3 separate regions of the Homo sapiens genome follow, and regions 1 and 2 are each linked to region 3. A link is a loop called in an ENCODE intact Hi-C map of the cell type or tissue named here. Cell type or tissue: endothelial cell of umbilical vein. All regions are shown on one strand. Region 1 overlaps DAW1 (dynein assembly factor with WD repeats 1). Region 2 holds the start of SLC19A3 (solute carrier family 19 member 3). Region 3 has its middle 20 kb from the start of SCYGR8.

Region 1 (8,000 bases), 120 kb before region 3:
ATATGAAGACTTTCAAAGTGTTGAGTGCCTGGATTCACAGCCCACAAGTCCTTTTTGAAATCACCTAATAATTCATACTTCTTAGATATAAAAATCTGTGGTTTTGCAGAATGTCTAGCTGGAGGTTATTCTCTCATATAGAAGCTTATCTGTACCACTTGTGTGATGTTCTATGTTGTACAAGTTGTTTCTCAAACTAGACAAAAAGCCTATCAAGTGTAGGGATTATGAGTAATATCTTTATAGCCTCTTATAGAATCTAACCCAGATTAGATTCTTACATATGTGTTGAAGGTACATATACATAATTGCTGACTAAATAAACAAATGTCTCACAAAGAAACTTCCTGCATGCTAGCATCATCAAACAAATCAATAACATGTTCCATTTACAAAAATCACAGGTTGGGTTTGATATTAGGCCTCATCTTTTCTGAAAATAACAAAGATTGTTGTATTCAATGAAACTATCTGTGCCACTGTTCATTCTTTGATTTTAAAAAAATATCAATTGACTACCTTCTTTGTGCCAAGCACCCGAAATAAGACTTGGACCCTACATAGACCATCATCCTCTGAGCCATGCCCCAGCCCCACCCTAGACACGTGCTCCCAGAAACATCAAACCTCTCAAGTGGCAGCAACTCCAGGATTAAGAGAGCCCCTCTCTCATCAGTTACGGTGTCAAGTGGACTCATTATAAAACTAGAGAGCAGCCCATATAAGAAAGCTCCTTTTGCTTACGGTCTCAGGCCACAAACCTAAAACACAACATTTTTGTTTTGTTTCTTTTGTGATTTTCACCCATTGAGATTATTTTCACCTTATCTGAACTTAGGCTCTCACAGGATAATCACTAGTCTGACTCTCTCTTGAAGTAGGATGTTTGTTTGTTTGTTTGTTTGTTTACAAAGACAGAGTCTTGCTATTTTGTGTTGCCCGGGCTGGTCTCAAACTCCTAGCCTGAAGTGATCCTCCTGCCTCGATCTCCCAAGATGCTGGGATTACAGGTGTGAGCCACCACACTTGGCCTTGGCCTTGAAGTGGAGTTTTGTATGAGATTTCTTTTCTTTTTTTTTAAAGACAGAGTCTCACTTTGTCACCCATGTTGGAGTACAGCACCGCGATCTCAGCTCACTGCAACCTCTGCCTCCTGGGTTCAAGCAATTCTCCTCCCTTAGCCTCCTGAATAGCTGGGACTACAGGCATGCACCACCATGCCTGGCTAATTTTTGTATTTTTAGTAGAGACGGAGTTTCCTCATATTGGCCAGGCTGCTCTCGAACTCCTGACCTCAAGTGACCCTGCTGCCTCGGCCTCCTAAAGTGCTGAAATTACAAGTGTGAGCAACCACGCCCAGCTATTTGCATTAGATTTACTAAAGAGAATGAACTCTGGGTGTTATTACATCACAAGAGGTTTCCTCTGGGCTAATACCAAGCTTCAGTAATAGAGATTAGGTCTCCCTTTTCTGCCCCATGACAATTAATGAGGAGGAACATATGCAGTCAGCCCTATGAAGTATTTAATAAGAAAATAACAGGCTCAGTAATATTCTTAAAACTCAGTAACAAGTACTTCTCAAAAATGTAAAGGTCACTGGTTGGGCACAGAGAATCGCTTGAACTCAGGAGGCGGAGGATGCAATGAGCCGAGATCGAGCCACTGCACTCCAGACTGGGCAACAAGAGTGAAACTCTGTCTCAAAAAAAAAAAAAAAAGGAAAGAAAAAGAAAGAAATTAAGGTCAGCAAAAATAAGGGAAGTCTGAGAAACGGTCGCAGCTTAAGGAAGCTTAAGGACACATGATGGCTAAATGTCATGTAGGATTCTGGATGGAATCCTGGAACAGAAGAAAGGAATTAGGGAAAAACTAAGAAAAACTGAATAAAGTGGGCCTTAGCTAATAATTATGTATCATACTGGTTCATTAATCCTAATAAATGTACACCGCTAATCTGAGATGTTAACATCAGGGGAATCGGGGTGTGGAAACTCTACCTTCACGGCCTTTCTAAAATCATAAACTAAAAGGTTTATTTTTTTAAGACCTTAGAAAAAAAAGAAAAGAGTGATAACCCTTTTCCCACTTCCTCTTCATTCAGCAAGACCCTCAGATACAACTCCCTGAAACAAACAGAAACTAACACACCACAGAAGAACAATTTTTAAAACATAATGTATTATCTGCAGTTTATGCAGCTCATCCACACATCACTCTGTGTCAAGGCTTCCCAGTGAACATTTATTTGTTGAATCCTACAGCTTACTTACCTGGGACCAAGATCAAGCAAATCTATGGACTTAGTCTTTAATTCTCCATGTTTTTCATATTCCAACATAATTCCTATAGAAATAAACAAACATGTTATAAAACACTTACGATAACCACCTATGTCAAAAGTTAACCTACCTTGCCACAGTTTTTTCCATTTTTATTTTTAAAATTTTTAATTTTTTAACAAAAAATAAGCAGTGATATCTAGTTCCAAAACAAGATCATGTAGACAAACTTTTCCCTGGTCCTTCCCTCTAAATATAACTAAATACCCTTGAAATTGTCCAATAGACAATGAAAAAATAATAGAAAGTTGGATGGAAGAAGGTAGACTGGCTATAGGTTTCAGGGCTTGAGGAACGACTACATGGTGAGATTCCCGGATTTTCTTTTTATCACCGCATTCCACACCCCAAAACTAGGACAAGAGGGCCCTATTCCCTGACCCACAAATGGGGCCCCTGCAAGCAGTCTGATCCCCCAGTGGAAGCTTGGGGCTGTTCCAGTTCCCAGTGCACATTCTGGGCCCCAGCAGGCAGTTGGATCTGGCTGCAGCCCCATCAACAAAGTCCTGGGACCTCCCAGACCCCACTCCACAGCCAGGCCATTGGTGGACAGTCCTATCCACTTGCAAAAGGGGCAACGGTGACATCCAGGGATGTCTCAGACCTCATTCCACAACCAGGCACTGAGGCAGCCTCAGCAAAGCCCTGCGTTTCCCTGCCTTCCAGCCAGCAGCATAATCAGGCCGGGAAGTGACCAGGAAGGCCACTCAGTGACAGCAGGCCTACTAGGGAAGTACCTTCTGCGCCCTGCAGGTGGCGCCAGCAGTGACTGAGCAGGAGCCTTAGCAGTACCCGAAAAAACAAAGGACAGTAACATTGCAAGAGCCTAGGAAACTACAGACACCATTGTAACCAACGCCCGCAAAAGTAGCCCAAGAGCACATATGACAAATCTAAGCAGATTTCGCCAAATTAGAAGGTTTAGATAGGATCAAGGATCCCCGTAATAATCAAAACGTCTAGGATACAATTTTTTAAAAATCACCTATTATACCAAGGACAATCAACAAACACCAATACCAAGATGAATCAGAGGTTGGAATCATCTGACAAGGACTTTAAAGAAGATATTATAAAAATCCTTCAATAATCATTTACAATTTCACTTGAAACAAATGAAAAAATGGAAAATCCCAGAAAATATTTATTAAACCAAATGAGGATTATAGAATTGAAAAATATGATAATGAAAATAAAAAACTTGCTAAGCGAGTTCAAAAGTAGAGATGACAGAGAATAGAATCTGTGAACTTGAAGATGGATCCATAGAATATATTCCATCCGAACAGCCCAGCGCTAATAAAAACTGGACAGAGCCTCCTAACCACCTTACTCTACTGCCTCTGCCTGTGGATATAAACTAGTACATCTCAAAAATTTGGCTTCAGGATCACCTTACACTCTTAAAAATTATTTAGGACACCAAAGAGTTTTTGGTTTTTTTCCATATTAAAAACTAAAATTGAGAAATTTTTTAAATATTTATTAAGTTGTTTTAAAACAACAGTAATTCATAGCATGTTATTTTTATAAAGTTTTTGTAAAAATAACTATATTTTCTTGCCCCTAAAAAGAGTAAGAAGAGTAGCACTGTTTTATACTTTAACAAATCTCTAATATCTGGCTTAAGACAATGGATTCTCATCTCTGCTTCTGCATTCAAGCTTCTGCTAAATGTTTTAGACAAAGTATAAGAAAAGAATGTAGTCAGACACTGATACATAGTTGAAAAATGAAGGAGTATTATAATTGCCTTTTTATATCATTGTGAACATTTTTTGATATTAAAACTCAACAAATGGTAACTTCTTAAAATTAGTTGCAATATAGAATCTGAAACCATATTAGTGAATTTTCCATATACTTGCATTAAACCTCATTGGTCTATTTCACACTTTTGATGGATCTTTTATTCATGCATGGTCCATGCATAATCATGCACTGGACATTTGAAAAATACTGATCTACTAAGTTATGCATATATTGTAACTGTTGACATATTTCATCACACAATATCAGAAAGTAACATTTACCATTTTCACTACCAATTTTTATCATAAGAAAACTCTTACTGTTGGTAAGCTGTCAAGATTATGGTGGTAAACAAAAGTTTTCTGAACTTATACTTTTTGCTTGAAAGCTAAAATACATCACTAGCAAGAAATGCTGGTATTTTTGCTTGAAAGTTGTGGGCTCACATTCTTCATTTTCAAGAAAATGTCTGCCAAAATGTCTGAGTCTGAAAACCATGTTGTTTCTCAGTCACTCTTTCAAGTAAAAATGCTTTTCCATGAAAAAAAGTTGGTTCATCTCGTAATTCAAGCAACCACCTATATTTTCCTTAAGACAACTGTATTAGTTTGTTTTTATATTGCTATAAAGAACTGCCCAAGACTGGGTAATTTATAAAAGAAAGAGGTTTAATTGACTCACAGTTCCTCATGGCTGGGGAGGCCTCAGGAAACTTACAATCATGGTGGAAGGAAAGGAGGAAGCAAGGCACCTTCTTCACAAGGTGGCAGGAAGAGAATGAATGCAGGAGGAACTACCAAACAATTATAAAACCATCAGATCTTGTGAGAACTCACTCACTATCATGAGAACAGCATGGGGGAACCTCCCCCTGATCCAATTACCTCCACCTGGTCTCTCCCTAGACATGTGGGGATTGTGGGGATTATGGGAATTATAATTCAACATGAGATTTGGGTGAGGACACAAAGCCTAACCATATCAACAACTATCAGACTTCACTGTAGAGCAGAAGTGCTTTCTTAGTACTTCCTATTTCATCACCTGGAATACTCAAAATACATGCACTCCTATGTTAATATTTTGCTACATTAATAATTTTTACTGCTTCATCAAGGAAATCCTCAAGCAAAACTAGGTTGTTCTGTTGGGATTTTTTTGATGTTTTCCTATTGTGAGTGTGTGTCAGTGAAGAATAAATACAGTGACCACTATTAGAGTTTGGTGTCACTGCCTCGATTTGTAGTAAGGCACCAGCAGTTTCACCTTCCACTGCTTCTGCACCATTAGTGACAATGTCAGCACAGTGTAGAAAAGGAAGTAACATCTTATTGTTATTATGAAAAATAAGTTTGACCTTGAGACCCTGCTGAAAGTGTTCAAGGGTTCCCAGGAGTCCTCTACAGTTTGAGAATCACTGCTATAGACCATAGTTTGATATAACAGATATAATTCTAGCAGTATTTCAGATCAAGGGAAAATAGGAAATGTTGCCAAAACACTCTATTTACTTTTCAAAAGCACTGAGCCATTGAGAAAGAATGTGGCAGAGGCCAAGTGCAGTGGCTCACGCCTGTAATCCCACCACTTTGGGAGGCCAAGGCAGGTGGATCACTTGAGGTCAGGAGTTTGAGATCAGCCTGGCCAACATGCTGAAACACCGTCTCTAATAAAAATACAGAAATTAGCTGGCATGACGGCAGGCACCTGTAATCCAAGCTACTTGGGAGGCTGAGGAAGGAGAATCGCTTGAACCCAGGAGGTGGAGGTTCCAGTGAGACAAGATTGCACCACTGCACTCCAGCCTGGGCGACAGAGTGAAACTCTATCTCAAAAAAAAAAAAAAAAAAAAAAAAAAAGAATGTGGCAGAGTTAAAAAGTGTATACTTGGCATCAGATAGATCCTCAACCCCTTATTTATGTCACGATCTGGCAAATGTCAATTTTCTCATCTATGAACCTATAAGTTTGCTGGTTGAGATTAAATAAGATGTATATGAAGAACCTGGCATAAAGTCTCAATGAACAGTGCTTATTTTCTAGCTATTAATCAAATGATACCTTGTGGCATATGCTACATGGTCACCTTGTATTACTTAAATTGCATTTATGCCTTCTCTTTCCAGTGAGATTGTAACATCTTTGAAGAAGGAAACATATCCATGCTATATGCTTCCCTATATTCCCAAAAAGACCCTTCTCAGGGCAAGTCATGATTTAAGCACAGCAGGCCTGTGATTTGTGTTCAGGTTCAAGTACGAGCAACACATTCAGATCCCTCTCTGAATTCCATTTCTCTATCAGCAGTGCCTGCCGTTACCTAGTATCTTCATGATCTTTCAAAATGCTCTAGCAGTGCTTGCTGAATACATGAACTAATTGGTAGATGATGGGAAGACTGTCCTCAAATTGCTTAATGCATTGGACATTCTCTGTCCTTACAGCACGTGGCCTTTCAGAAATAATCAATACTATAAACAATATGTCCTCCTTCCTCAAATATACCCTCTTTGGGCTTTTTATAAAATCTCTTCTTTCTCTTTTTCCAATCACTTTGTTATTTTTTATTCTCCTTTGTCCTCTTTTGCCTGACCTTTAAACACTAAGCATCTTTAAACTTCAGGTCTACAGATTCTTCTCGTCTCACCTTACATTAAATTCATCGGTACCATGTCTTTAATTACCATCAACATGCTAAGTATTAATTGCAAATCTCCAGTCTATATCTCCTCTGAGTTCCAGATACATAGATGTCTCCCTATCACCTCAAAGAGTTCAGGATCTTCTCCTTCAACACTGCTTCTCCTCTGGAGTTTCCTGCTCAGTGTTGGACATCACTACCCACTCAGCTGCACAGCTATGATCTCTCAGAGGGAATTTTTCTCAACCCTGTCTTGCTGCGCGGATGTGCTGAAACCTAAACAGGTAATCTAAGCAGCTGTTGCGTAATGAACTGCAAGATTTTAGAACAGAAAAGTAATTAAAAATGCTTTTAGTGACTCAAGAAACTGCCCAGAACACTACAGCACAGCAAGCAAATGCTAGTTAGAGGATAGTTTGGCATAATTTTGTTTTGTTGTTTTCCCCCCAAGAAGTAGTTCTTTTGTACTAAAGACCTGAAACCAAACTCTAGGATCAAAAGCAAACTAAAAAGAAAAAAAGAAAGATTCTGTGGAGAGCCAACCAGTACTTATTTCCCTAGAGTAAAAAAAAAAAAAAAAGACTGTTTGTGTCATATTAAACTTTTCAGCAAAATATGGACATTACAGCATTGTTAAAATATTTTTAAACCTAGCTGTATGCCACATGCTATAAAAAAGATTTAAGGTGCTTACAAAAGATAAATAGAATACAAAAAGCTAAGACTGGAAGAAGATAAGAAAGAGATACTGTATCCATTGAAGATACAGTTAATGGCAAGACCACATTTAATTGCAAAGAAAATTACTGAATATCTAAATATAGAATTAACAAGAAATGTGCAAATCCTAAATGTACTATTGAATATAAAAGAAAATTGTGATAAACGAGGAGACACATTTCTGGATGAGAAAACCCAATGCTGTAAAGATGTCATATTTACGAAGTTAATGTAATTATAATGATTTTACTTTTTGAAATGTGAAAATTTACTCTACCAGACATTACAATGAACTATAAAACAATAAAGTGTGGTTTTGATACAAAATTAGATCAATATAATAAAATCATCTATGCATCAACATTTAAAAATAAAGTGAAGGTAATATTTCAAGTTAATAGAGAAAGAATGTATTGTTCAATAAATGATGTAATACTATTTCAAATTAACAGAGAAAGAATGTATTGTTCAATAAATGATGTAATAATCAGTTGGATTTTTTGAAAAGTTAATAAAATAGATTTCTGCCACATACAATGTACAAA
Region 2 (8,000 bases), 48 kb after region 3:
GGTGAAACCCTGTCTCTACTAAAAATACAAAAATTAGCTGGCCGTAGTGGCAGGTGCGTGTAATCCCAGCTACTCGGGAGGCTGAGGCAGGAGAATCCCCTGAACCCAGGAGGCAGAGGTTGCAGTGAGCCAAGATCGACCCATTACACTACAGCCTGGGCAACACAGTGAGACTCCATCTCAAAAAAAAAAAAAAAAAAAAACTAAACAAATATTTGCCTTCAAAGAGTTAACATTTAAGAGTGAAACAGATAAATTAGCCTACTTGCAGTAATCCTAATGTGAGATTTTCTTTGCCTGGCCACCTTTTCTCCACTCCTATATCAACTATTCAAATAGACTTTTTTTTTTTTTTTTTTTTTTTTTTGAGACAGAGTCTCACTCTGTCACCCAGGCTGGAGTGCAGTGGCGTGATCTCGGCTCACTGCAACCTCCACCTCCTGGGTTCAAGCGATTCTTCTGCCTCAGCCTCCCAAGTAGCTGGGATTACAGGGGTGTGCCGCCACGCCTGGCTAATTTTTGCATTTTTCGTAGAGATGGGGTTTCGCCATGTTGGCCAGGCTAGTCTCGAACTCCTGACCTCAGGTGATCTACTCACCTGGGATTACAGGCGTGAGCTACCATGCCTGGCCTTGTATAGGTTTTCATGGACATAATTGCAGCCACATTTTTTAGTAACAGTGCAAGAGGAAGTATAATAGGGAGGTACACAGTGTTGAGCAACTCCCTAATACACTATGGCTCCCTCTCCTACTGTTCTCATTCAGCCTCCCTGTAGGTTCTTTCCCAAGTTGGAGCTCCAAGCCTCAGGCTTAGTCATCTTCTCCATCCTCTTCTCAGTGGGATCCACGGCACTTACCACTTTCTAACACACTATAAAATTCACTAACTCATCATGTTTACTATTTATGTTCCCTCTATATACCCCATCCCAAGCTAGAATGTAAATTACAAGGCAGAGATTTTTAGCTTTGTTCACGAATGTATCCCAAGCACCTAGGACAGTGTCTGGCACATAGTTACTCAATAAATAACTTCTTAATGAACAAATGATTTTTTTTTCTTTTTTGTGTATGGGTTTATTTGAGACAGGGTCTGGCTCTGTCACTCAGGCTGGAGTGCAATGGTGTGATCTCAGCTCATTGCAACCTCCACCTCTTTAGGCTCAAGCCAATCTCCCACTTCAGCCTCCCAAGTAGCTGGGACTACAGACGCATGCTACCACGTCTGGGTAATTTTTGTATTTTTGTAGAGACAGGGTCTCACTGTGTTGCCCAGGCTGGTCTTGAACTCCTGGGCTCAAGCGATGCACCCACCTCGGCTCCCCAAAGTGCTATATTACAGGCATTAGCCACTGTGCCCAGTCAGAATAAATGATTTTAAAACAATTTTGTATTATGGAAAATAAACATATACAAAAATGGAAAATAGTGCAATCAGTTTCTAAGAACTACTGCCCAAGTCAACAATAATCAACACACAGCCAATCTTTTGTCATCTATGACCCCATCCACAGCCTTCTCCCCACACAGTCGTATGGGATCAAACTCAAATGTCATGTCATGTAATCTGCAAATGTGTCATTTATGTTTCTATGCATGAATGAATGAATTCCTCAATATCTCTCTCTGATTTAGACTGTGGCTATGAGATATTAGAGAATCAGAGTAAACTTCTCAAGGTCCAATTTGAACTCATTTTCTTCAAGAGGTGTGAAGGAAATCATGACACCTTCAGCCTTTAAGAAAATTTCACAATATTCTTTGGGAGGACCCAGCAATTTGCAAGGTTGCACAATGAGCAGGGCACTCCTACACCTAAGGTTCAGCTCAGGACTTTTCACAAATCATAGGAAGATGAAAATAGAAAACGCAGAGTCGTAGGACAGAGAACCAAGACACCTCGGGGTGTTTTAATCCATTTCACTTCCACTGGTAGCCCTTAGAAGCCACGCAGTGTTTATCTTTAGGGAGGGTTTTTCAAGTCCACCAAGAGATGAACAGAAATAAAAATATTTTTTCCATTTTAACCAATAAGAACCTTGTAATGCTTTAAAAAAATTCTCTGTTTAATAAGAAGTTTCACTTTAATATATAAACTCTTTGCAGGCTAAGCGTAGTGGCTCATGCCTGTAATCCCAACACTTTGGGCGGGCAAGGCAGGAGGATCCTTTGAGCCCAGGAGTTCAAGACCAGCCTGGGCAAGATAGTGAGACTCTGTCTCTACCAAAAAAAAAAAACAAAAAAATTAATGTGACGTGGTGGCACCCACCTGCAAGCCCAGCTACTTGGGAGGCTGAGGCAGGAGGATCAGTGTGCCTGGGAGATTGAGGTTGCAGTGAGCTGGGGTTGCACCACTGCACTCCAGCCTGGGAGATAAAGTGAGACTTTGTCAAAAAAAAAAAAAAAAGAAAGAAAGAAAGAGAAAAGAAAAGAAAAGAGGCCAGGTGGCCGGGTGCTGTGGCTCACACCTGTAATCCTAGCACTTTGGGAGGCCGAGGCGGGTGGATCACCTGAGGTCAGGAGTTTGAGACCAGCCTGGACAACATGGTGAAACCCCATCTCTACTAAAAATACAAAAATTAGCTGGGTGTGGTGACGGGCGCCTGTAATCCCAGCTACTAGGGAGGCTGAGGCAGAAGAATTGCTGGAACCCGGGAGGTGGAGGTTGCAGTGAGCCAAGATCGTGCCATTGCACTCCAGCCCGGGGCCAACAACAGCGAGGCTCCATCTCAAAAAAAAAAAGAAAGAAAGAAAGAAAGAAAAAAGACCAGGCGCGGTGGCTCACGCCTGTAATCTCAGCACTTTGAGAGGCCGAGGCAGGCGGATCACGAGGCCAGGAGTTCGAGATGAGCCTGGCCAATATGGTGAAACCAAACCCCGTCTCTACTAAAAACACAAAAATTAACTGGGCGTTAATTTTTGGAGGCTGAGGCAGGAGAATCGCTTGAACCCGGGAGGCGGAGGGTTGTAGTGAGCCGAGATCGCGCCACTGCACTCCATCCTGGGCGACAGAGGGAGACTCTGTCTCAAAAAAAAAAAAAAGAAAGAAAGAAAAGAGAAAAGAAAAGAAAAAGAAGAAGAAAAGAAAAAATTGTTTGTATCAGATTTTCAAAGTGCCAGGAAACCATCCCACTCTACCTCCTTTAAAAAAAAAAAGTGCAGAGTGATTATAACCACTGGCTCTGGAGCCAGGAGCCCCAACTAAAACCCAGGCTTCTCTATTTACTAGGCCTACTTCCTTCCGCCTCACTTTCTTCATGTGTAGAGTGGGGGTGACAGCCAGCCAGCCCTCTCTCCTAAGCTTTTGGAGAGAAATAAATGGATTCATAAGAAAGGACATATTTGTAAATAAAGCAAACGATCGCTGTTGGATTCAGGCCCTCTTGCTTCATTATGCTGAATGTCAGTGTATTACTTAAGTTGTTCCTTTCAGCAGAGTTGACTGTTTCTGCCCAGAAAACCGGCCCTGGGCCAGGAAAATCTGGGCTTCCACACTGGGATGAAAGGTCTGGACGCCCGGATTCGCATATGCAAAGCGTGGGGGCGTGGCCCCGGGCTCCGGGCCAGGCAGGCTCCGCCCCCTTCCCACCAAGAGCGCCTGGATCCATCCGACAGCCGCGGGTGCGTGGTCGTGCGGCAAGTGAGCGATTTGGTGAACAGACACTCCCTTCTGTAGGTAAGAATATCTCGGGGGGCGAATTAATTGAAGAAGCACCGTCATCCCTCGGTCTTAGCAGTGTCGCCTCTCTCTTCCCGGGTTTGGAGAGCTGGGGGCGGGTTCCTGGCTCTGCGGGCCTGGGCTACACTCTGAGCCGCGTGAGGAGCTCTCCCCCTACGCCGCAGCCCGCGTGCTGGGATTCACCCAAGTGGGTTTGTCTGGAATTCCCATTTGCAGCCTTCTGGAAGCGCAGATTAAATAAAATCATGATTCCCGTAAAGTGCCAGCACCTCCTATGGTTACATCCCACGTTCACAGATTTTAACTGAAAAGGCATTTTAGCATAGAATTCCAAATTCCAATCCAAGGATGGAGAAAAGGTCCTTCCTAGTGGGAAAAAGGAAGGTGAGTTTGAATTTAAGAGAGCAGGGGCTTTTTTGGGAACCACTTGAAATTTAGTTAATTGAAACTAAAAGAAAACGCAACTACACCTTACAAAAACACTGCTGGAAAGGATACCTAAGTCATCAAATAATAAATAGTGTGACAGCTGTTTACCAAATCAATGTCGCTGCCGCAAATGTGCAAAAGGTTGGGACTTTCGGAGTGCTTCAAGTTTGAAAAAGGTAAAGGAATAATGTTTTCTAAAAGTACTCTCAGGCCAGGCGCAGTGGCTCACGCCTGTAATCCCAGCACTTTGGGAGGCTGAGCGGGGCGGATTGCTTGAGGTCAGGAATTCGAGACCAGCTTGGCCCTGGGATGAAACCCCGTCTCTACTAAAAAGGCAAAAATTAGCCGGGCATGGTGGCGGGTGCCTGTAATCCCAGCTACACTGGAGGCTGAGGCTGAAGAATGGCTTGAACTTGGGAGGCGAAGGTTGCAGTGAGCCAAGATTGCACCACTGCACTCCAGCCTGGGCGACCCAGCAAGATTCTGCCTCAAAAAAAAAAAAAAAAAAAAAAAAAAAGCACTCTCATGTGTTTTGCTCCTATCAATATTGAAACATTGGTGTCTCCTGTGGCAAAAGGTGTTTTTTTCATCGAGGCACATATATTAAATAGACCAAAACATAACTTCCCAAATATCTTATAAGATTATCCTAGTAGTAGCTGAAATGGACAAAAATACCAATTTCCTTCAGTCATTATTGCTAATAGACCAACAACACTCTTTTAAGGTTGTGTAATGGTAAATGCATACACATTTATTTAACATGCACACAGGGAGAATCAGAGTGATTGATTACCCACCCTGCAACATGTCTCAGAAGCTTATAGACTACCCTGGCAAATGAGGTTACGGGAGGGAGCCGAAGAGCATCCAGCAGAAGTGGATGGGCTTCTGCTAGGGAGCATGAATGGGTCAGGGGAGAGAATAAGCTACATTATCTTGTGAATGGGTCTGTTCAGGTGTGGGGTATATTCTTGGTCTTACAGGGAAGGGAAAAGAAACAGTTGTTCCTTTTGGTGGGTCTGGATCTTAGGCAGACAAAGGTTTTTTTGAGCTGGGAGCCGGGAAGGTCAGAGAGACCTTGAGGTCTCCAGCATGTCAAAGCCCCATATTTTGGGGTATCGGCTTCTGAGTCCCGGCACTTATTAGTGACGAAACTGATGAGTCTGTAGTAGCCAGATCAAAGAAGAACCCAAAGAATGGGTACATTCGTAGATCAGGAATATTGAATAATGAAATATAGATCAGGAATATTGAAACTGGTTTTCCATGGGGGAAAGGAAGACTGTTGTCCTTCATGGGATAAACCTTATTTGCATGTCTATAGACAATAATTACTTAACATTGCCATCAGTTGTTAAAATTTACAGAGTTGTAAAATAGCTCAAATGACCTCTAATTTTTCTTTAATCCAGTTTTTTCCCTACAACACCACCTTCTCTCAGTGCATTTAATCAGAAACTTTCACTGCATCTCAAGGATTAGATGTCAGCTGACTTTCCTTTTTTGTTTTGTTTTGTTTGGGGTTTTTGAAATTTTTTTTTTTTTTTTTTTTTTTTGAGACGGAGTCTCGCTCTTGTTGCCCAGGCTGGAGTGCAGTGGCTGGGATCTCGGCTCACCGCAGCCTTGACTTTCCCTGTTCAAGCAATCTTCCCACTTCAGTCTCCCAACTACCTGGCACTATAGGCACACACCACCATGCCTAGCTAATTTTTGTATTTTTTATAGAGGTGAGGTCTCGCTATTTTGCCCAGGCTGGGCTCAGTTGACTTTCTAAGCCGTTTTATGTTTTTCTTAGTTTTATGGTTTTCTTAGGCATATTCCTCCTGCTCTCCCTAAGACTAGATTGATCTGAACATAGACATAACAGAATAAACAGAATTTGGAAGGAAATGATTAATTTACCAGCAAACACCTCATGCAAATTAAAAGGAATGGTACCATATATGATAAAATAAAATCTGAAGCATCTTAAAGATCACTTGGGCTGGGTGCGGTGGCTCACACCTGTAATCCCAGCACTTTGGGAGGCCAAGGCAGGCGGATTTCTTGAGGCCAGGAGTTCAAGAGTAGCCTGGCCAACATGGCAAAGCCCCATCTTTACTAAAAATAAAATTTTAAAAATATCACTTGTTTCTGCTCTTACAAAAACAAACAACAGAACTATTCTGGCCCACATACTGAATATCTGGGTCTAGTTTACGTCTTTGGAAGTTGTGTGGCATGCTTTATTTCAGCAAAGATTTTTTTTTGGGGGGGGTGTGGGGTTTGACATAAAGGATTATAGATGGGTGATAAGGCTACTTTGTAGTTTTTTGAGAGTCTAGGTCACTTAGCACAAAATTCTATAGAAGCTAAATTAGGTGACTTTAGTAAGAATAGTCAGGGCAAGGCCAGGCACGGCGGCTCACACCTGTAATCCCAGCACTTTGAGTGGCTGAGGCGGGTGGAGCACTTGAGGTCAGGAGTTCAAAACCAGCCTGACCAACAAGGCAAAACCCTGTCTCTACTAAAAATACAAAAATTAGCCAGGCCTGGTGGCGGGTGCCTGTGGTCTCAGCTACTCAGGAGACTGAGGTGGGAGAATCGCTTGAACCCAGGAGGCAGTGGTTGCGGTGAGTGGGGAGATTGTGCCACTACACTCCAGACTCCAGCCTGGGTGACAGAGGGAGACTCTGTCTCAAAAAAAAAAAAAAAAAAAAAAAGAATAGTCAGGGAAAGGTGTTATTCATGTATTTATCTCTCTAATCACTTGTATTTCAGAAAGATCTGGATCTGGGTGTCTGCTTTTTTTTTTTTTTTTTTTTGGATGGGATTTCAAATGTCATCGGCTGCAGAAGAGGGTGGGCCCCAGTACATAAAGCCACCAGAAGTGGATGGGCTTCTGCGTATAAAGCTATTGCTCTTGGCAGCTCTGTCTGAAGGAGGAGGACAAGAGACTCCAGGGTATGGAAAGGGATTTTCATAGTGGCGGGCAGCAGGAAGGAGCAGAAGTTGGACCTGAAGGCAGGAAGCCAGCTTGGTTCTAGAAAGAAAGAAACTGGGGGCACAGAAAAAAACAGGTAACTCAAGGGATCCTCCTGCCTCAGCTTCTGAGATTCAGATTCTATCTGTATTAACTGAAAAATGTTATATGTGGCCAGACTTACAAGGTTTATTGCCCTGTCCTAGCTTTGCGTTACGGGCACTGTTTTCATCAGAAATGTTCTGGGACAGACTCAGTTTCAAAGATCCTGTTCAGTTTTCCTATTATACGGAGGCCTTGCCCTGATGTGGACTTTAAATTTAAAATAGTCATTGCACCCCTAGAAAAGTCCAGAGCTACAGAGAGTTGTACACAGTAAAATGCTTTGGAGGAGGGAGAATAGGATGCATTTCTTTAAGTTGAGGTATAATCTACATACAAACAAAGATTTTAAGTGTTTATAATTGTATACACCCACATAACTATATCCCATCAAGATATAGGATATTTCATCAACCCAGAAAATTGCCTCCTGCCCTTTTACCATCAATTCTTACCCACCCCCACCTCCAAGATGACCGTAGTTGTGATTTCTATCAGCATGAAGTAGTTTCGGTTGTTTTGGACCTGGCGTAAATGAAATCTTCATGCTATGTCCTTTTTGTATCTGGATTCTTGTACACAGGATAATGTTTGAGACTGCTTTATTTTCTTCCGTGTATCAGTGATTTGTTTTGTTGTTTTTTTTTCAAATCATCTTTGTTGAAGTACATCTTTTTTTTCTTAATCTGTTTTCTGTTGCTTATAACAATACCTGAACGTGGGAAATTTAGAAAGAAAAGAGCTTTATTTCTTACAGTTATGGAGGCTGGGAAGTCCAAGGTTTAGGGGGCACTTCTTTCTAATATGGACTCTAAAGAATCCC
Region 3 (8,000 bases):
TGAGGAAGAGGTTTTAAGTCAAGGAGTGCACAAAGCCTCCAGTAGCCAAAAAAGGCAAGGAGGCGAACTCTCCCTTGAGAACCTCCAAAGGGAACCAGACCTGTGAACACCTTGACTTTAGCCCAGTGAGCCTGGTTCTGAACTTCTGGCCTTTGGAACTGTAAGAGAATCAGTGTGCTGTTTTAGGCCACCAAATTTGTGTTTATTTGATACAGAACAAAAGGAAAGTAATTCCGCTGGTAAATGCGATTAATTTCCACATGGTGAGCCCCAGTGTGTTTTCATTTAAAGATAAAAGAATGAAGACAAACTTTTGACAAGTCGAAAGCGTCAGAGTGGGTACAGAGCACAGGGCAAGCCCCTCCCCTCCAATTTGGCCCCAGAAGCCTCACTCAGAATCTGTTTGCACTCTATCCAGAATATATGCTTCTGGGGCCTAAAGAATTTTCACATTAATAAAATGAGCCTAGGGCCAGGCGAGGTGGCTCATGCCTGTAATCCTAGCATTTTGGGAGGCTGAAGCAGGTGGATCACTTGAAGCCAGGAGGTTGAGACCAGCCTGGCCAACATGGTAAAACCCCGTCTCTACTAAAAATACAAAAATTAGCCAGGTGTAGTGACGTGCGCCTATAGTCCCAGCTACTCGGAATGCTGAGGCATGAGAATCACTTGAACTCGGGAGACAGAGGTTGCAGTGAGCCGAGATGATGCCACTGCACTCCAGCTTGGGTGATAGAGTCAGACTCCGTCTCAAAAATTAAATAAATAAATGAGTTTAGAGTATAATAATGTTATTGATCAACAACAAATCTCATATGAGCAATTTCCAACAATTTTTATATACTCTTTTATTTATTGTTTTATTTATTTTTAATTGACAAGTAAAAATTGTATGTATTTATGGTGTATAACATGTTTTGCTATATGCATACATTGTGAAATGCCTAAATCAGCTATTAAACATATAACATTACCTAGCATACTTATCATTTTTGTGTTGAGGACACTTGAAATCTACTCAGCAATTTTCAAGTATACAATATATTGTGATTAACTCTTGTCACTATGATATGCAATAGACTGCGCGAATTTAGTCCTCCTGTCTAAATGAAATTTTGTGTTTACCTTTAACCAACATAGATAATCAGAAGCAAATAAAAAACATCAACAGAATCCAGCAATACCGATTCTTCTCATGGATGACCTTTTTTTTTCTTTCTGACGATGTCTCACTCTGTCACCCAGGCTGGAGTGCAGTGGCGAGATCTCGGCTCAGGTATAGACCCCAAGACCATCCTGCTGGGGGCAGGCAGGTAAAGCTGCAGTCCGGGAAGCCTAGAGGCCCTGCAGCTCCTGAAAAGGAGACTCTGGGGAAGGAGGCACGTCCCGTGCCCTACGATAAACTAAGGCCTGCTTGAGGGGAATCACACTGCCTTTAGCCTGCAACTGTATCTAGTGGCTTCCCGGCAGTAAGACGGTAACCTTGTCTGGGCCGCAGAATGCAGTTTTCAGCGCTCAGGAGCCTGGAGGGGTAAATGGGGGAGGGGAACCCTGGGAGGAACGGGATTCCATGGAGGGCAAGGGGTCTGCGGGAGACCCCCGGACATCTGCCCGGAGCGCCAGGGCTTGCTTCTGTAAAAGCACACTCCGTGAGCCAGGGCCTCCTCGTTTCCTGCCTCCTGGAGCTGGCGCCGCCAGAGGGGACCCAGGCAGCCGCGCCCCGAGCCCAGGATTCCCGTCCCATGGGGCCTGCCCTGTGCACCAAGGGGGTTTAGCAGCGTCCTCTAGCACCGCCACCCCGGCCGCTTGCTGTGACCAGCAAAACTGTCCGAGACACAGCTGGTTGTCTCCTGGGGGGCGGAATGGCCCCTGGTTGAGGATCCCGCTATAAGGCTCGGAACAGCCAAAGAGTGATTGGAACGATCTTTTTCCTGGTGTCTGTAGCCTGCTTCTCCCACTCTGTCCATTTCGCATCACGTTCATTCGCCAAGTGCTGACAGCTTTGCCTTCTAAATATTTCTTGAACCTGTGCTCTCCCCACTCCGTCACCGCTGGGGTCCTGGTGACTTGGGAACTTGCAGGCTCTTTCCTGGCGGCTCTGCATTGGTCTCCCTGGGCCTTGTCCCCCACATCCATTTTCCTCACAGTCACTAGGGACTTTATACAAACTGTAACTCTCCCCAGGTCACTGCCATGATTGACTGATTATGACTGATCGATATATATCTATATCTATATCTATATCTATATCTATCTATCTATATATATATATATATATATATATATATATATTATATATATATTAGACAGAGTCTCGCTCTGTTGCCCAGGCTGAAGTGCAGTGGCATGATCTCAGCTCACTGCAACCTCCGTCTCCCAGGTTCAAGTGATTCTTCTGCCTCAGCCTCCCGAGTAGCTAGGACTACAGGCGTGCGCCACCATGCCCAGCTAATTTTTGTATTTTTAGTAGAGACGGGGTTTCACTATGTTGGCCAGGCTGGTCTCGAATTCCTGACCTCAGGTGATCCGACCGCCTCAGCCTTCCAAAGTGCTGGGATTACAGGCACGAGCCACCACGCCCGGCCGACTGATCAATTTTCCATACAAGGTCTGGCCCTGTCTCCCAGGCTGGAGTGCAAGGCTCACTGCAACCTCAATCTCCTGGGCTCAAGCAATCCTCCCACCTCAGCCTCCTAAGTAGCTGGGACCACAGGCATGCTACCACACCCAGCTAATATGTGTGTGTGTGTGTGTGGTGTTTCATTTTTGTGGAGACGGGGGCGTCTCATTATGTTGCCTAGGCTGGTCTAGAACTCCTGGCCTCAAGCGATTCCCTTGCCTCATCCTCCCAAAGTGTTGGGATTGCAGGTGTCAGCCACCACGCCTGGCCGACTGCCGTGATTAAAAGCTCTTCAGTGGCTTTCCATCAGCCTCAGAATAAAGTCCAATCCCCTTACTAGGAGCTCTCCCGTCATCTGGTCCCAGCTGACCTCTCCACTCAATCTCCTAACACATCATTCTTTGCTCTTTAAAAAAAAAAAAGAAAAGAAATTCTTTTTATTTTTTACTCCTCTTGCTATCATTCCCAGTTGTCTCTTGCTCCTCATGCATGGAGCAGTAACTGCTGTTTTTGTGCCTTGGCGAGTGCTGCTGTCTCTCCCTGGAATGTCTTTCCTGATTTCTGCTTCAAGTTCACATCCTCCAGGGAGCCGGCTCCTGGCTGGCCTGGGCTCACCTCCATTGTTGCGTGTATCGCTTTTGACCACCAGGTGGTAGCACAAGGCAGTGTTTAAGCGCTCGGGCCCAGGAGCCCAGCTGCCTGACCCCAAATGCCAGCTCTGCCAAGGACTGAATGACCCTGGACAAAACACGGAATGCCTCTGTGCGCCTTGTTTTCTTTATCTACAAAATGGAAATAATTAACTGTCTACTTCATAAAGTTGCTATGTGGATTATATGAGCTAATATGTGAAAAGTTCTCAGAAAGTCTCCTGGTGAAAGATCAATACAAGCTACTTGTTATATTTTTTGTGTGTCAGTCTCTTCCAGAAGACTGATGAATACTTCATATTTTAAACATGAATAACAGAAATCTCACTTTAAAGCGGTCTCTTAACACTATCCTTGGGGTTTCACGTTTTCCAAGTTATTTGAGAAGTTTCCTGGCCATTTGTACTACCCCATCTGTGAATTACTTGTTCAAATCCTTTGCTTTTTAATTCCCCCAACAGAGAGGACTGTTGTAGAGCTCAGTTTTGATCACTGGTCTCTCCCTCTCCTCATAGTCTCAGGCCTCTCCTCTTCCTGTGACGGCGTGGACTGTGTTTCAGGACCATTGTTCTTTTCTACATTTGACTATTTAAGGTAAGCATATTGTCCTGCTACTTGAAGTAGATAAATCAGCAGCTATGTACTTTTTCCAGCCAATAAAAGAAATCACATATTAAGTAGGGAACAGATAAAGAATGATGTTATTACATGTGTATTGTTTAATTTTCTCCACTCAAATTCCAATTATAAAAGAAGAGGGAATTACTAAGATAACTCAAAACCATATGCTGCAGGTTTTGAGGTTACTTAATGACACAGAGACCTCCAGAGCCACATGATACTGGGGTAGTGCTTTCACTGACAACCACCACAAAAAAACAAATCTTTTCTTTAAGGGTAGTTTCTGGTAGAATCTACATGTCTATATGTTCAAGGATGCTCATTGCAGCATTGTTTACAATATCAAAAAATTAGACACAACATAAATGCCCATTATTGGTGACATAAATAAATTGTGGGAGCCAGGCACAATGGCATGCACCTGTAGCCCCAGCTACTTGAGATGCCCAGGCAGGAGGATCACTTGAGCCCAAGAGTTCGAGTCCAGTTTAGGCCATATATAGCAAGACCTCACCTTAAAAAATAATTGTGAGCTGGGTGCGGTGGCTCACTCCAGTAATCCCAGCACTTTGGGAGGCTGAGGCAGGCAGATCACTGGAGGTTAGGAGTTCGAGACCAGCCTGGTCAACATGGTGAAACCCTGTCTCTACTAAAAATACAAAAATTAGCTGGGTGTGGCGGCACATGCCTGTAATCCCAGCTACTCAGGAGGCTGAAGTAGGAGGATCACTTGAACCTGAGAGGCAGAGGTTGCAGTGAGCCAAGTGGTGCCACTGCACTCCAGCCCGGGTGATAGAGTGAGACTCCGTCTCAAAAAAAATAAAATAAATTACAGTAAACATTTAAAAATTTTTAAAAATATTGTGGTAAATCTATAAGATGGAACACTTTGCAAAAATTGCTAAAAGATACGTGTAGACAACAGAAATGACATGCAGTACTGTAATAATAAGTAAGAAAAGCAAGGCTGGGTGTGGTGGCTCACGCCTGTAATCCCAGAATTTTGGGAGGCCGAAGCGGGTAGATTGCCTGAGCTCAGGAGTTCGAGACCAGCCTGGGCAACACAGTGAAACCCTGTCTCTACTAAAATATAAAAAATTAGCCAGGGATGGTGGCATGCACCTGTAATCCCAGCTGCTCGGGAGGCTGAGGCAGAAGAATCACTTGAACCCAGGAGGCAGAGGTGGCAGTGAGCTGAGATCGCACCATTGCACTCCAGCCTGGGTGACAGAGCAAGACTCTGTCTCAAAAAAAAAAAAAAAAAAGAAAAGAAAGTTGCACAAAAAATATATAGCATATAGAACAAAAGTCTCAATTTGCAAATAGCAACTTACATTTGTACATGCTTAGGAAAAACCTGAAGGCATAGCCACCAAATGCAAAAGTGGTCACCTTTAGGTGATGAGATTCACTGTGACTGTCTGCTTTCTACTTTGTCCAGTTCCAGAGAATAAATTTCTCCATCACCATAATCTATTTGTGCAATATAAAATTAATATAAGTTTAGGCCAGGCATGGTGGCTCTCGCCTGTAATCCCAACACTTTGGGAAGCCGAGGCAGGTGGATCACCTGAGGTCAGGAGTTCAAGACCAGCCTGGCCAACATGGTGAAACCCCGTCTCTACTAAATATATAAAAATTAGGCAGATGTGGTGGCACGTGCCTATAACCCCAGCTACTCAGGAGGCTAAGGCAGGATAATTGCTTGAACCCAGGAGGTGGAGGTTGCAGTCTGCCGAGATCATCGTGCCACTGCACTCCAGCCTGAGCGACAGAGCAAGACTGTCTCAAAAATAATAATAATAATAATAATAATAATTAAAAGTCTAGACAGAGTGGCAGAGAGATGGGTGTGTGCAGTCTGTGTAAAACTGTGCTGTCTTGTGGTCTCAGTACAAAATCATAGTTTTATTCCTTGTTTCATGATTTTCTAGGAAAAAAAGAAAAAAGAAACAAAATCAGTTAACCAAGAAAACAATAATGAGCAATAGGAATCTTCACTGCACTCTCTTAGCAAAGTTCAAAATGGGCAGCAAATTGTAGGAGCCAGAGAAAAGCACTATCAACATACTCATCCCTTGGTCTCACTGTGCCTCCCCGTCAGAGCATGGCAGAGGTCCTCATCTCTCCCAGGGCTCCCAAAACTCCCCCCAAATTCCCAAAGAACTCAGTCTTGGCTTTCTTCTCTTAGGATCCCACCTTCCCCACCCCACCCCCACCCCCGCCAATCTAATCCTTCCTTGATCTTCCAATATAAATTGAATTTTTTTTTTTTTTTTGAGACGGAGTCTTGCTCTGTCACCCAGGCTGGAGTGCAATGGCGTGGTCTCAGCTCACTGCAACCTCCGTCCCCCAGGTTCAAGGGATTCTCCTGCCTTAGCCTCCTGAGTAGCTGGGATTACAGACGCCCGCCACCACGCCCGGCTAACTTTTATATTTTTAGTAGAGACGAGGTTTCACCATGTTGGCCAGACTTGTCTCGAACTGACCAGGTGATCCACCCACCTTGGACTCCCAGTGTGCTGGGATTATAGGCATGAGCCACTGCACCTGGCCTAAATTGATTTTTTCTTTCTGGGCTTCCTTCAGTCCTCCACTCTGAGAGCTGATAGGTAAACCCAAAAACTATGGGGTGGAGGGGAGGATATGCATATTTTTGTGTGAATATCATTTATTTACATAACATGTGCTATATCTTATATAAGACACTATATAGTCTATGGCCATAGTACTCTGAACATGCCCGATTTCATCTGTTTGAGGAAGCTAAGCAAGGTCGGGCCTGGTTAGTACTCAGACAGAAGGTACTGTATACCCACATGTACGTGCCAGGAGAATGATCCCCATTCAGTAGTTTTCCTTAGACATAAGCAAGATGTAGCTGGGCCCGATGGCTCACGCCTGTAATCCCAGAACTTTGGGAGGCCAAGGAGGGTAGATGGATGGATCATCTGAGGTCAAGAGTTCGAGACCAGCCTGGCCAACATGGTGAAACCCATCTCTACTAAAAATACAAAAAATTAGCTGAGCATGGTCGTGGGTGCCTATAATCCCAGCTACTTGAGAGGCTGAGGCAGGAGAATTGCTTTAACCCAGGAGGCGGAGGTTGCAGTGAGCCAAGATTGTGCCACTGCACTCCAGCCTGGGCAACAGAGCGAGACTCTGTGTCAAGAAAGAAAGAGAGAAAGAAAGAAGGAAAGAAAGAAAGAAGGAAGGAAAGAAAGAAAGAAAGAGAGAGAGAGACAGAGAAAGAGAGAGAGAGAAAGAAAGAAAGAGAGAGAGAGAAGGAAGGAAGGAAGGAAGGAAAGAAAGAAAGAAAGAAAGAAAGAAAAGAAAGAAAGAAAGAAAGAAAGAGAAAGAAAGAAGGAAAGAAAGAAGTAAGTGAGATGCAAAAGGCTAAGTGCAAGACAAGAAAACAAGGGACTTTCTGTGTTATTTGTTAATGTTTGACTTAAGATACAAACACACACATACGCACATTTCCACGAAATACCATGTGCTTCTTCAAAGACAGAGCAGTAGCTATCAACCGTGTTAATCATTGAAGAAGCCATTATTCTCCCTATAAAAATAGAGTCTGGAGATGTAGCAATAAAGTTGTAATTATAGCCAGTTGTTAAACTTTTACCCTTTAGTCTGGGGAAATGGCTATAAAGTTGTATTTATAGCTAATTATTGAACTTTGCCTTTTCCTGGATCTGGCATACTTCACTCTCTTGTGCTATGTGCAAGAGTCAGCACAGAAATGTTGGATGATTACCTAGTGGGCCCTGAAACCTGATTTTGCATAATTATTACTCAAGTGGATTGGTATTCTTCATGCTATCCATGCAGCCAGCTTTCTTCTCTAGACCAAAACTTGTGCAGAACATCACAAAAATGCTCCAGCCCCAACTAGGAACTGTGCCTGACATTCCTTCAAAGGCAAACAGTTCCCAGTTGAGAGTAAAATGTTAAATGAAAATGTGTCTGGCACCTGTCCTCTTTAGTACATTTACACAGCTTTTAATAACTGACTTCTGCTATCAAGACTTTTCCTGGAGTGGCTTTTGAAAAAGAAAAGGAACACACGAGCCAGTGAACCCAGAGGAAGAGCCTTCCCCCACGCA

The links. Hi-C counts contacts between places; a loop is a spot of excess contacts. Peaks named below come from ENCODE experiments on the same cell type or tissue, not always from the same donor. Only the 100,000 strongest peaks of a DNase experiment are listed, where the experiment ranks them.
Region 1: a loop joins it to region 3, with 5 times the contacts of the local background. A loop is called at or near these places in 10 of 110 quality-filtered maps.
Region 2: it touches region 3 in a loop (4-fold over the local background); 6 of 110 quality-filtered maps call a loop at or near these places.

The regions. Positions count from the first base shown.
Region 1 is chr2:227,879,697-227,887,696 of GRCh38, reverse strand. It overlaps DAW1 (dynein assembly factor with WD repeats 1), which reads right to left. Exons shown (of 13, transcript NM_178821.3): 2 at 2,274-2,346. Among named protein-coding and RNA genes, the nearest start is that of DAW1, 12 kb to the right of the region's middle. In endothelial cell of umbilical vein, a CTCF peak has its summit at 3,090 (motif pointing right); a DNase peak (open chromatin) is centred at 3,106.
Region 2 is chr2:227,713,621-227,721,620 of GRCh38, reverse strand. SLC19A3 (solute carrier family 19 member 3) reads left to right here and starts at 3,593. Exons shown (of 6, transcript NM_025243.4): 1 at 3,593-3,678. RefSeq lists an enhancer at 3,176-4,062. In endothelial cell of umbilical vein, no CTCF peak of the experiment used is centred here; a DNase peak (open chromatin) is centred at 3,540; H3K4me3 peaks cover 264 bases; H3K27me3 peaks cover 150 bases.
Region 3 is chr2:227,761,759-227,769,758 of GRCh38, reverse strand. It overlaps the pseudogene RNA5SP121. Among named protein-coding and RNA genes, the nearest start is that of SCYGR8, 20 kb to the right of the region's middle. RefSeq lists an enhancer at 3,350-3,399. In endothelial cell of umbilical vein, a CTCF peak has its summit at 3,251 (motif pointing right); a DNase peak (open chromatin) is centred at 3,308; H3K27ac peaks cover 484 bases.